Linked DNA regions of Homo sapiens: regions 1 and 3 are each linked to region 2. The links are chromatin contacts, found by Hi-C or POLR2A ChIA-PET in ENCODE. All regions are on one chromosome and are shown on one strand. The core of a region is the stretch at or near the end of the contact, and the rest is flanking DNA. Distances in the headings are between cores, read along the strand shown. Region 1 holds the start of USP51 (ubiquitin specific peptidase 51). Region 2 holds the start of MAGED2 (MAGE family member D2). Region 3 holds the start of MAGEH1 (MAGE family member H1).

Region 1 (3,730 bases), core at 11-2,510, 680 kb after region 2:
GCTGGCTGCGGGAGCGGGCCCGGGGCTGGGGCCGAGGGCGGGGCTTGCGGCGCGGGCAAACGGGCGAGGAGCTGCTGTGACAGCGAAGGGGGATTGAAGGGAGCACCTTCTCGTCGCCGCCGCTGCTGCTCCACGTCAAGTTCTCCTCCGGCGCGGGCTCACGCTCTTGTAATGGCTCCAGCTTCATCTCCTCGGCTTCACGTCTCGAAGACGCCTTCGTAGCCCCCGCCGCCGCCTCCTCCATTTTCCCCGCCTTCTCAACCGCCTCCTCAGGAGAGGCTCCTCCCCCACCTCCGGAGATCCAGCGGACCCCAGAGCCGGAGGGCAAAGAAGTTTCTCGAACCTGGGCCATCAGATCACTCCCCGACCTGAGGAGCAAGGCGTCTGGAAAACAGCTGCGACTGTAGATGAAAGGAGACAGAGACTTCTGTGAATGATCTGCCCAGCGTCATGGCCGCGGTGCGCAGTTAGCGCCCCCAGGACCCCTCCCATCGGCCCTTGAGCTCAGCCCGCGGCTTCTGTCGGCTCCACCCACTCAACTGAGAGGCCCCTGGAGCTGATGGGGAGACCGAGGCGGTTACCTGCTTCAAAGGCGATCAGATCATGCCAGGGGACTGGGAACAGAAGGCTAGCGAGCGGTGGGGGTGGGGAACGGCCTGAGCTTTAGGACAGAAAGGATGGAAACTTCTTTAAAAAAGGCGCCACCCTCTGACTGCTTTTTTGCGCCCTGCGCAGCCTCGCTTTGGTGCAGCTTCCTCTGACGTTCTTTCCCTGTATCCTAAAAAACACTTGGGTCAACATTTTCTCTCCAAAATGGCTGAAAGGACGCACTTTTGGAAAATGAACTCACAGGAAGAAAGTGTCCCTCTGTTTCTACCTAACCTATACTTCTGTGACCCGGTGTGTTCCACTCTAAGCCGTTGCCCCTCAGCGCACTTTCGGTCCACCCAGCTCTTGCGCCCTCTCACGCTTTTTCGCGCTTGTGCTCTCACACCCCTTTTCTTGCTTCTGCGACTTCAATTCCTATGATTTCTCCTAGAATTCGGATTACTACTCCCTCCCTTCACGCATTTGCCACCTCTATGGCCACCACTATCCTCGCGCGACCCCCGAAGTCTCCGCTCCCTTTTCCCTCTCCTGCCCCCGCAACACCCCCAGCCCGGCAGTTTGTTTAAAGGTCTGGGTTACCTTGGGCCCCAGGCGCGTGATATAGAACGTCAGCAACTGCTGCTGTCCAGGCGCTCCTCAGCCAGCCTTCTCTCCTGACCTCTCCTCAGGGCTGGTCACAAGGGGGCCGCCCCCTGGCCCCTCCCCTCTCGACGTGCGGCCCCCAACCCCGGATTCTGCCCTCCTGCAGTGATGAATGGCACCGCTGTCCCGCGCAGGCAGGCAAACCTCTTCCTGAAACAGACTCTGCTGGAGGCAACAGCAGCAACAGATTCTACAGAAAGCCCCTGAAATGGAGGCTCAGGCCTCACCTAGCTCCAGGCCCGCACTCCACAGAAAAAAAGATTCACCCGGCGTGGGGGTGGGGGCTTCCAGAGATGGCAACCCTCTGGCAGGAATCCCTCAGGATCCTGTCAGAGCCTGGTCTCTGGGAGTTGACGGAGGGAGGGAGGGAGAGAGAGAGAGAGAAAGAGAGAGAGATTATCCCAGAATGTGCAGGGGAGGAAGCATAAGCAAGGGCTCAGGCTCAGAGAGACCTGAGCCCAGGCACATGCTTGCTGTGTGACCTCGGATAAAACACTTAACTTCTCTGAGCCTTAGTTGTGTCAATTTTTAAAGAGAAATTGAAATAATAACCCTAGCCCAATGTGAACACTGAGTCATAGTATATATCAAGTAAAAGACCTTTTTGGCGAGCTTTATCTGTCACACCTCTTTTTTCAGTCCGCTCCTGAAAATCAGCATAGAGAACAACTCCTGATGCAGAGTAGAGGAGAAGAGAATGCCTTTCTCTTTCAAAGCTCTCTCAAAGTTATGGCTCAGTTCACCCGATCATCCATCCTAGGCAGTCCATATACAGGAGCATGTATTCAACAAAGATGCCATAGGTGCATTATAGCGCTAGATTGTGCTGGGAGAAGCACAAGATACAACTGTTTGTGTCCTGAAGTCCATACGCCAGGAGACTTTTCCTTTTCTTTGACAGATCCGGCATCCAAGGCGACAACCCGGAGGAAAGCTATCTCCAGGGCTTGTTGCCCTTCCGGTCCAATCCCAAGAAAATTACGGTTTATTACAGCGGATGTTTAATGCTACATTTAATCTCTCTGAGAAAGTCACACACCTCCCCTCAAAACCTCACGATTAGGATTCAGCTCTCTTAACTTGGCAGTGGCATCTAGTGGATACCTCCGCACAATGGATATCACTGATTTTGTGACTTGGTTTAGATTCGACCATATCTCAGTCACATACTAGCACCCGGAGGGAAAGTGCTTTGGAATTATAGACTGGCTTGTGCAGGAAAACGTGCTTTTTCTCCCCTAGGGAAGGGCATTTTCTCAGCCACAGCTAAGCAAAGAGTTGCTCCACTCTGGGTTAGCAGCCCTAGAAGGAAATGCTGAGTCAGTCATTTGCTAGCTGTGCCACCTGTGGCTTGGATCCCAGCTGCTCTGAGACAGCCCTGCACCCTTTATGCAGGCAGGGAGGCAGGGCACAATTTATAAATACTTCTGTCTTCTGAGCCTTCGCTTTCTCCTGTGCAAAATCAGAATCATGAGAATGCCAGCCCTACCTAGATTGGTTTATTCAGCAGATATGTAAAGAGCACCTACTGCTGCACTGGGCACTATGAATATACAGCCAAACAAAACTGGGCACAAAAGCAAGTAAGCCAGAGTCCCTGCCTGAGGTCCACATCGGGAAATGCATAGGAATGTGCTGTGAAGATTAATGTTAGTTAATAAAGGCCTAAAAACCACTCGTAATCAACAACTTAATATTTGGGAGGTGGGATTGTTACAGTGCTTCAAAAAGTTTCTGAAAACAGTTGTTATTGAGCTAGACACGCCTTTAAATCAGCCCACACGCTATCGTGACCAAACAAACGATTTCTTCATTGACAATTGTCCTGTAGGAAAACCTCAGGACAGCGTGATGGGTCACTACTGTCAAAATGAAAATGAATGGGTCTGCATGGTTTAGGCCTTTCTGGAGTTCACTGGTTCCTCCAAAATGAAGCTGCGTCTAACCTTCTGGTGGACTTAACAGACTGCTAGACCCCACTCCCAAAGTTCCCAGTTCAGTGGGTTGGGTGAGGCCCAATAATTTAGGTTTCTAACGCTGTACCAGCTGATGCGGATGCTGCTGGCGTGGAGATGGTACTTTGAGAACCACTACTGTGGGATAATGTGTAAAGAAGCCCAGGTCAAGGCACTCTGGCCTTGGTAGCAGGAGCCATGTCTGATGGAGCTGGTTTCCCAGGCCTGTGTTATGTTGGCGTCTCTTACAGATTCTAGCTGTGGCAGGTGTGGCAGGGTCCTTTGGGAGTGGGGTGGTGTATGAAAGAGCAGGATTGGGAAAAAGCCTGCCTCTGTGCTCCTGGTGGCTCGCTCAGTACCTTGAAAACTGGACCCCTGAAGCCTCACACAGCCTTCTTTCTCCCAATCTGGGCCTCTTCCCCTCAATGACCTCGCTTCTCAGAGGCCAGCATCCCAAAGGGCAGACTTGGAGCCATTACCTGCCCCTGACTAGGGCTGCAGGGAGGGTGCCATGGACTGGGTTC
Region 2 (3,765 bases), core at 1,266-3,765:
GCTGAGACTACAGGTGTGGTCCACCACACCCAGCTAAATTTTTGTATTTTTAGTAGAGATGGGGTTTCACCGTGTTGACCAGGCTGGTCCTGAACTCCTGACCTCAGGTGATCTGCCCACCTCAGCCTCCCAAAGTGCTGGGATTACAGGTGTGAGCCACCATGCCCGGCCCTCTCCTGTTTTTCTCTCTGCCTCTTTGGTCACTCCTTATCAGCCTCTTTCATGAGTTTCTTTTCCTCCACCTATACCAAAGATGCTGTTGGACTGCAGGGCTCTTCCGTGGGCCCATGTCTCTTCTAGCACTACGCATTCACCGGGGTGCTGTTACCCTTTCTCAGGAATTCAAGAACTATTTATGTACTGATGACTCCTAGATCTATAACCTCAGCCTAGACCACTTCTCTGAGCTTCAGATATGTATATTCAACTGCCTGTGGTACATTTCCACCTGGACATGCCACAGGTGCCTCAAAAGCAATGTTCAGTTCTTGTCTAACCTGCTCCTCAAACCCGCTCTTCCTTCAGTATTCCTGATCTCAGTGAAAGGGGTTACCATTCACACAATCTCTCAAATCAGATCGCCAAGAGTTCCCTTTGACACTCCCCTCCTCCTTGCCCTTCTCTTCACAATCCAGTTACTCAAGTCCAGTTACTTTTTACTTCTTTACTATCTCCTCGATTCAATCACTTCTCACTATCTGCCACCACTCTAGGCCAAAGCACAATCATTGCTTACCTAGATGACTACAAAAGTCATAAGCACTCTCCCTGTTTCCAAGACAACACCTAATCCACACTCCATATAGCAGCTAGGTGTTCTTTCTAAAACACAAACCTATGCTGTATCCTTGCCTAGAATTCTTTAGTAACTCCTGGGTGCTCTCAGGATCAACACCAAAGTCCTCATCTTGGCATTCTAAACTTGCCAACTTGCCATGATTTGGAAGGGGTGGGGAATTTGAGATGCCAGAAGTAGAAGAAAAGGAGGGGCTATGTCTAGTGTGGATAAGGGAGAAAATCTAGGAGGCAAGAACATGGTGAACTGATATCACACACTTGGAGAAAGCAATAATTCAGAGAAAGAGAAAAGACAGGAAAACAGAAGCCTGCCTTGAATATGCAAGAAATTTGTGTGTTTGTCTATCTTGAATTATCCATGGAACACAGGGATTCATTATATGTTATTTACATAGTAAAAGGTGACCACATAAAGCAGAAGACTTGTGTCCATTTGAATTACATTTATATGTGGAAAGGCACTGAATATTATTTCTGCAACTAACAGTTGTGCTGAATTTTATTATGGTTTCTAATAACTTTTTAGTTGATGCTCTTGGGTTTTCCAGGTCTGCATTTATATATTCAGTAATTAATGATGATTTGTCTATTTCCTATTATTTTACATCTTATTTTGTTCTCTTGAACAGATCCAATTGGTTATGTGAATTTATTATGTGATAGAGGTGCCATTTCAAAGCAGAGAGGGAAAAGATGGATTAGTTTGCACATGATGTAGAGGTAAGAGACTATGATTTTGAAGAGTAATCAAGCTGAATCCGTATAGAAAATAAATTTTGAAATGATCAAACATCTAAATGTAAATAATAAAGCCACAAAAGTGCTTGAAAAAAAAAACGGGGTTTGTTATAGGAGTGTGAAAAGCATCTTTAAGCAAGCAGCAGAATCCAGTTGTGATGAAGGAAAAATGGATATATTTGACTACATAATAATTAAACATTTTTGTTTGGCAAAAATTATCATAAATAACATGAAAAATATTTGTAATATGTGACATGTACAGGAGAGACATTGCTGGCGGGAATGTTATCCATTTACTTTTTAGGAGTAAGTTGACAAATTTTGCATCAAAATGGAAGACTTTTTTGTAGCATTTGAGCTAGCAAAAAATACCATAAATAACAAAAAGTGCACCAAGCAATCTAAATGTACATGTGTACTGGACTGGTTCAATAAATTATGGGACATCTATGCAAGAAAAGATCATGCAGCTGTTTAGAAAAATGTGCACTAACGGAAAGATGTTTTATATATAACTGGAAAAAAACAGGTCGCAGAACAGAAGGTATGTATAGTGTACCATTTGTCGGAGAGAGAACCTGAATAATTAGTATACGAATAGAAAAAAAATCTGGATAGCAAAATGTTAATAGTGGTTATTTCTGGGAGATGAGTGGCCTTTCATTGGTGTGTTATATATTACTGCATTGTTTGAATTTTTACAACAACAACAAAAGAACAACATATTACCTTTGTAATAAGAAAAAATGAAGATATAAAAATAAATTCAATGAATGACTTGCTTTCAGGGGGCGGTTTGAGTTGGAAGAGCTTCAGACTGAGCCTGGTACAGTGGCATAAACATGGGCTTTGGCGTCAGACAGCCCTGAGCGGGGCCCCATTGCCCCACCCCCGAGGAAGGCGAGGGGGGGTGGCAGGGGGCTGCGGAAAGGGGCTGGGCTGGGTTGGGCTGTCTGCAGCTCTAGTCCAGGAGGCTGAGACTTCGAGAGGGACTTAGAGAAGGCAGACGCATCCCGAACTCGCTGGAGGACAAGGTGAGGGGCGTTGATATTGGGGTTTTATGGAGGTCAGACAGTGGTTCCAGACCCCTCGAACCCATAGCCAGGCAGATGAGCAATTCTTACTGCACCACTGCAGCTGAAGCAGAGGTGACCTGGAGTGGGGTGTAGGCAATGAGGACGACTGAGAAAGTAGTAGGCTGTACAGACTGGGAGCAGAGACTAGCGGAGGGAGGAGGGGAGAAAAACGGGGAACCAGGAATGTTGGGAGGGGGACGAGGAATACAAGGAGGGAGGGGAACACTGAGGGGGAGTGAAGATCCAGAGAAGAGAATCGGGGATGCAGAGAGGGATTAAGGAATACTGAGGGGCAGGGTGTGCAAACGTAACACGGAGGAGGATGTAAGAAATGGGAAGAAGGAATTCTGGAGTAAATAGGAAATGTGAGGTAGGAATAGGGAGTAGGGAGCCAGGCTAAGGGAATACGGAGGGGGGCATAAGGAATGAGGAGCAGGGAGCGGGGGAGGGGCAGACAGGCTGGGACGGAGGCCCCCTAGGGAGGCGGAAAGGGGCGGGACCACTTCCGGCCTAGAGAGGGGAGGGCAGTCTCCGAGTTTCGGAGGGGCTTGGAGTGAGTGGACGCACTCGGGAATTGTAGGAGGACGAGGTGAGCAGCCGGGTCGGCTTTTGGATGAGAGCCCCGCTAGGGGTCGGCCCCACCCTCTGGGATCTGGAGAAAACCTGCCTTAAGGACCGGATCGTACCGGATCCATCCGGCTGGGAAGGGAGGGGACTGGACCCGGTTTGGCCGGGCCCAAGATGGAATCACTAGCTCAGTATTTATTTGAGGAGGGGGTGTAATAGGGAAGGGGCGGAACCAAGATGCGCCTGTTTGGAGGGGGGCGTGTTAGGAAGAAGGGCGGGGCCAAGAGACACTGGACTCTGTAGGGCGTGAGTAGGGGAGGGGCCGGGTCCACCAGACACTGCGACAATTTTGGAGGAAGGCTTGTTGGGCAGGGGGCGGGACCGAATGGTACTGCGGACCTGGAGAGGGGCGTGTGTTGGGGCAGAGTGCCAGACTGAGACCACGACCATTGCGCATGCGCACTATGTTTCGCTAGAAAGGGGCGTGTTGAGAAGGGCCAGCACTGAGAAGAGCCAGCTGCTGAATGCGCATGTGCACGGTGGACATCAAAGAAAGGGCTCGTGCTGGGAAAGCGGGCGGGGC
Region 3 (3,915 bases), core at 717-3,216, 640 kb after region 2:
TACAGCTAGCTATTGGTGTTTATAATATTAATCTCTCTTCTTTGCCCTACGTTTGAGATTAAGTCGCAGTAAAAAAAAATTCATGCTAAAAACAAGCAAATAAACTGCAAAAGTAATCCTCCCATTTTTGTTTCATGAGGGTAGGATTGTACATGCTATAGACTTCCATGCAAGACCCAAATTCCTGGAAACAGTAAAATAAGTTCATACCTGTACTGAAAAACAATTCAGAGCAATTATCAATGGACCAGAAACTGCGAGAATTCTCAGAATGTGGGACAGCAGATGGAGCCAGACTACTGTTTTGAGTAGGTCATGTCCCAGAACGCGTGCAAAGGTTATCCCAAACGGAGGGCTGGCTCAAGAGTGCTCTGTGTCCTGGAGAGGTGCTTTCTTTGCTTGACCAAATTGATTTATTGCTAACTTACCCAACAGGAGGTCTCGGTGGGCTCTAATTATAAAGAAAATTTCAGCAAGACAGGCATAAAGTATTCATTTGTTTCTTAAGAGTTCAGTTAAGAACACCTATAAAATCTTTTCCATCATGAATTCCTTCAGCACGCATTTATTAAATGCCACACTCACACACCGCTTGGAAAACCTTGAGAGGCAAAATCTGTGCTTACCATGTAATAAATGCTTTTCATTTTTTATCTCATTTAATTCTCACAACCCTATGAGGGCTGTACTTTAGCCCCACTTTATAGATGGGAAAACAGGCTTAGAGAGAAGTGACTTGCTTAAACTAATACCTTGAATGACATAAGAAAGATATAGAGTGCTAGTTATAGGGCTTTCCTCAATGGAGTAAAAATGGACTCATTACCCTTTTGGGCAGATCAAGACAAGCTTCAGGGAGAAACAGGTCTGTGAGCAGTCAAATGGAATTTAGATAGTTGGAGAAGGCTGAGAAGACAGGTCAGGCAGAGCAAACAGTGAGCAAAAGCAAGCAGTGGATAAAGTTCAGAGTATGCTCTGAAAGAAGCAAAATAAATCAGGAGTCCAGGAAGACTGGAGCCTAGAAACCTTGGAGCCAATCTGAACTCCATCATCCCCTCCACATTCCCCACTTCATCCATTCTGTCTGCAAAGCCCTTCAACGGTCACCTTTAAAATGTCTTTCTGCCTCTCCATCCCCATGGCAACAGCCTTAAGGCATACTTTAGTTCCCAGTGCTTCTTATTCCAATTGCTTCCTATGTGGTCTGCCAGGAAACAGTTTGCTTTTCTGAGAGGCTGCACAAATGCAATTCCTCTGATCCTGTCACTGCCCTGCTTTCATACATACATACATACATATATGTGTGGTAGATATATGCACTGTATATAAACATAATGTGGTAGATATATGCACGATATAGGTATGTATGTATGTATGTATAAAAGCAGGGCAGTATATATATCGTGCATATATCTACCACATTTTAAAGGCTCTGCACCTCTTTCACCCTGCTTGTTTCTGCAGTCCCATCTCCTCACATCATCCAGCACATCTGCCATAACAATATTATCCGGGTCCTACATGGGACCACAAATTGATTAGTATACACACAAATGCCTTCTGAAAACAGGGCGAGTGAATGAACGCGCTGTGTAAGCCAAGACAGGAAAGGAAGGCTGGAGACAGCTGACTCCTTCCAAGAATACACCCTCCCGCCACCCCTGGCCTCCCAACCCCCAACACACACACAGCCCGTCGTCAGTGGGAATGGAGCCGACGCACTCCTTCCCTAGACCGTCGAGCCAATCTTGGAATGTTTGTAGTAGGCTGAAAATACAGAAACTTTAAGCTATTTTTTTCTCTTCTGCAAACTCCAGGCCCCTCCAATCTCTAGCTGTCATTTCTGCCCTTGTCCCACCCCTGTCGCTGCCTGCCCCTTTTCCTATCTGCTAGCGGAAGTCCCTGTGGAGGACCAGCCTACTTCCTCTTTGGTGCTAGGAGTGTGCGTGGCAGGAGAGGCGGGGCCAATTTTGCTGAGCTTTCTCGCGGGCTTGCAGCTGCGGCAAGTGCTGGCGGCGGCTGCTCGCGCAAGTCAGCTGGCGTGGGAACTACCCTTTGTAGCTGAGAACGGCTTGTTTATTGCTACAAAGACTCTATTGACATTGGTAGCTTCAGCGGCAGCAGCTTCTTACGGTATAAAGCTGTTGCTTCCTGAAGAGGCTACAAGCATCCTTCCCTAGGACTGCTGTAAGCTTTGAGCCTCTAGCAGGAGACATGCCTCGGGGACGAAAGAGTCGGCGCCGCCGTAATGCGAGAGCCGCAGAAGAGAACCGCAACAATCGCAAAATCCAGGCCTCAGAGGCCTCCGAGACCCCTATGGCCGCCTCTGTGGTAGCGAGCACCCCCGAAGACGACCTGAGCGGCCCCGAGGAAGACCCGAGCACTCCAGAGGAGGCCTCTACCACCCCTGAAGAAGCCTCGAGCACTGCCCAAGCACAAAAGCCTTCAGTGCCCCGGAGCAATTTTCAGGGCACCAAGAAAAGTCTCCTGATGTCTATATTAGCGCTCATCTTCATCATGGGCAACAGCGCCAAGGAAGCTCTGGTCTGGAAAGTGCTGGGGAAGTTAGGAATGCAGCCTGGACGTCAGCACAGCATCTTTGGAGATCCGAAGAAGATCGTCACAGAAGAGTTTGTGCGCAGAGGGTACCTGATTTATAAACCGGTGCCCCGTAGCAGTCCGGTGGAGTATGAGTTCTTCTGGGGGCCCCGAGCACACGTGGAATCGAGCAAACTGAAAGTCATGCATTTTGTGGCAAGGGTTCGTAACCGATGCTCTAAAGACTGGCCTTGTAATTATGACTGGGATTCGGACGATGATGCAGAGGTTGAGGCTATCCTCAATTCAGGTGCTAGGGGTTATTCCGCCCCTTAAGTAGATCTGAGGCAGACCCTTGGGGGTGTAAAAGAGAGTCACAGGTACCCCAAGGAGTAGATGCCAGGGTCCTAAGTTGAAAATGATGTCGATTGGGGGCGGGGGACACTGTATTTGATATTTGTGATCAGTGATCATTGTTCAACTGCGAAATAGAGTGTTTGCTTTTGATAATGGAAAATTGTATTCGTTTTAAAATTCCGTTTGTTGAGAATAACAATATGTTTAAAAATATAATTGAACAAATTTTTTTCTTTGTTTCCTGTCATTGACATTTAGTATAACAGTTTTGCTAACGTTCTAAAATGAAGTCGTTCCATCATAATCTATGATCTTGTACAGCACTTATAGAAATAAGCTGTTCTTTTGAAGTTGAAATACCCAGTAAAATGTTGAAGAAGGATGGAGGATTTCTTCATATCTGACGTTTCTGAAACCCTTTGTGTCTGCTGTTGTGTGAAGATTGACATTTACCATGATTTTCCTTAGTTACTGCAGAACATAGAGAAAAATAAAAGCCTAACGAATAGTACATCTTGCGCATTTTCTGACCACCTGTTATGTGAGGCACCAGTCTAGATTCTAGGGATACTCCCTAGTACACATCCTCCAGGTCCAAAGAATGTTCTAGATTATGTGGGAAAGAAAAATAGGTAAACTGGCAGTGCAGTAAATGCTGGGATAGAGAACGAGCCTGAAGTGCCATGAAAATGTAAAAAACCTTATGTGACCTGTCTTGGGGAGTGGGCCGGGGAAGGGAGCACCATAGGATGTGTGAAAATTCAAGAGACACTTAAATAAGTTTGGGGGGGACTGAAATATACGATCAGAATATATGATGAAAATATTATGTATTAGATATTTGATTGGATACTCCACCCAGCATAGGGGAGGGAGCACTGGCAAAAAGAAGAGGACATCACAGGGTGCCTGCCACGGAAGTAGAAAATACACAAAAATCATCTTGAGAGGAGGAGGGCAGAGAGAAGGGGTGGTTGCAGGGGAAAAGGTTGTCATGGGGTACTTCAGAAATAAAAAAAG

What was found. A loop is a pair of places that touch in the nucleus more often than their neighbours do. ChIA-PET counts read pairs that join two places held with the same protein, here RNA polymerase II (POLR2A). Pooled maps may share reads with other maps.
Region 1: a pooled map shows a loop between it and region 2 (13-fold over the local background). The contact joins the promoter of USP51 here to the promoter of MAGED2 in region 2. A Hi-C loop is called at or near these places in 12 of 50 pooled maps. POLR2A ChIA-PET finds 5 or more read pairs at or near these places in 2 of 52 experiments (CD4-positive, alpha-beta T cell and WTC11).
Region 3: a loop to region 2 is called in a pooled map, with 11 times the contacts of the local background. The contact joins the promoter of MAGEH1 here to the promoter of MAGED2 in region 2. A Hi-C loop is called at or near these places in 9 of 50 pooled maps.

Annotation. Positions count from the first base shown.
Region 1 is chrX:55,488,588-55,492,317 of GRCh38, forward strand. USP51 (ubiquitin specific peptidase 51) reads right to left here and starts at 1,261. Exons shown (of 3, transcript NM_201286.4): 1 at 1,189-1,261; 2 at 582-778; 3 at 1-401. The coding sequence starts at 352. LOC101928692 (a long non-coding RNA gene) reads left to right here and starts at 354. Exons shown (of 2, transcript XR_244468.5): 1 at 354-459; 2 at 1,278-2,926. RefSeq lists enhancers at 1-676, 194-633, 854-953 and silencers at 1-23, 1,344-1,453.
Region 2 is chrX:54,805,230-54,808,994 of GRCh38, forward strand. MAGED2 (MAGE family member D2) reads left to right here and starts at 2,516. Exons shown (of 13, transcript NM_177433.3): 1 at 2,516-2,573.
Region 3 is chrX:55,450,161-55,454,075 of GRCh38, forward strand. MAGEH1 (MAGE family member H1) reads left to right here and starts at 1,967. Exons shown (of 1, transcript NM_014061.5): 1 at 1,967-3,406. The coding sequence starts at 2,215. The coding sequence ends at 2,874. MIR4536-2 (microRNA 4536-2) reads left to right here and starts at 1,335; the gene lies at 1,335-1,422. It overlaps MIR4536-1 (microRNA 4536-1), which reads right to left and starts at 1,422; the gene lies at 1,335-1,422. RefSeq lists enhancers at 2,180-2,229, 2,380-2,429.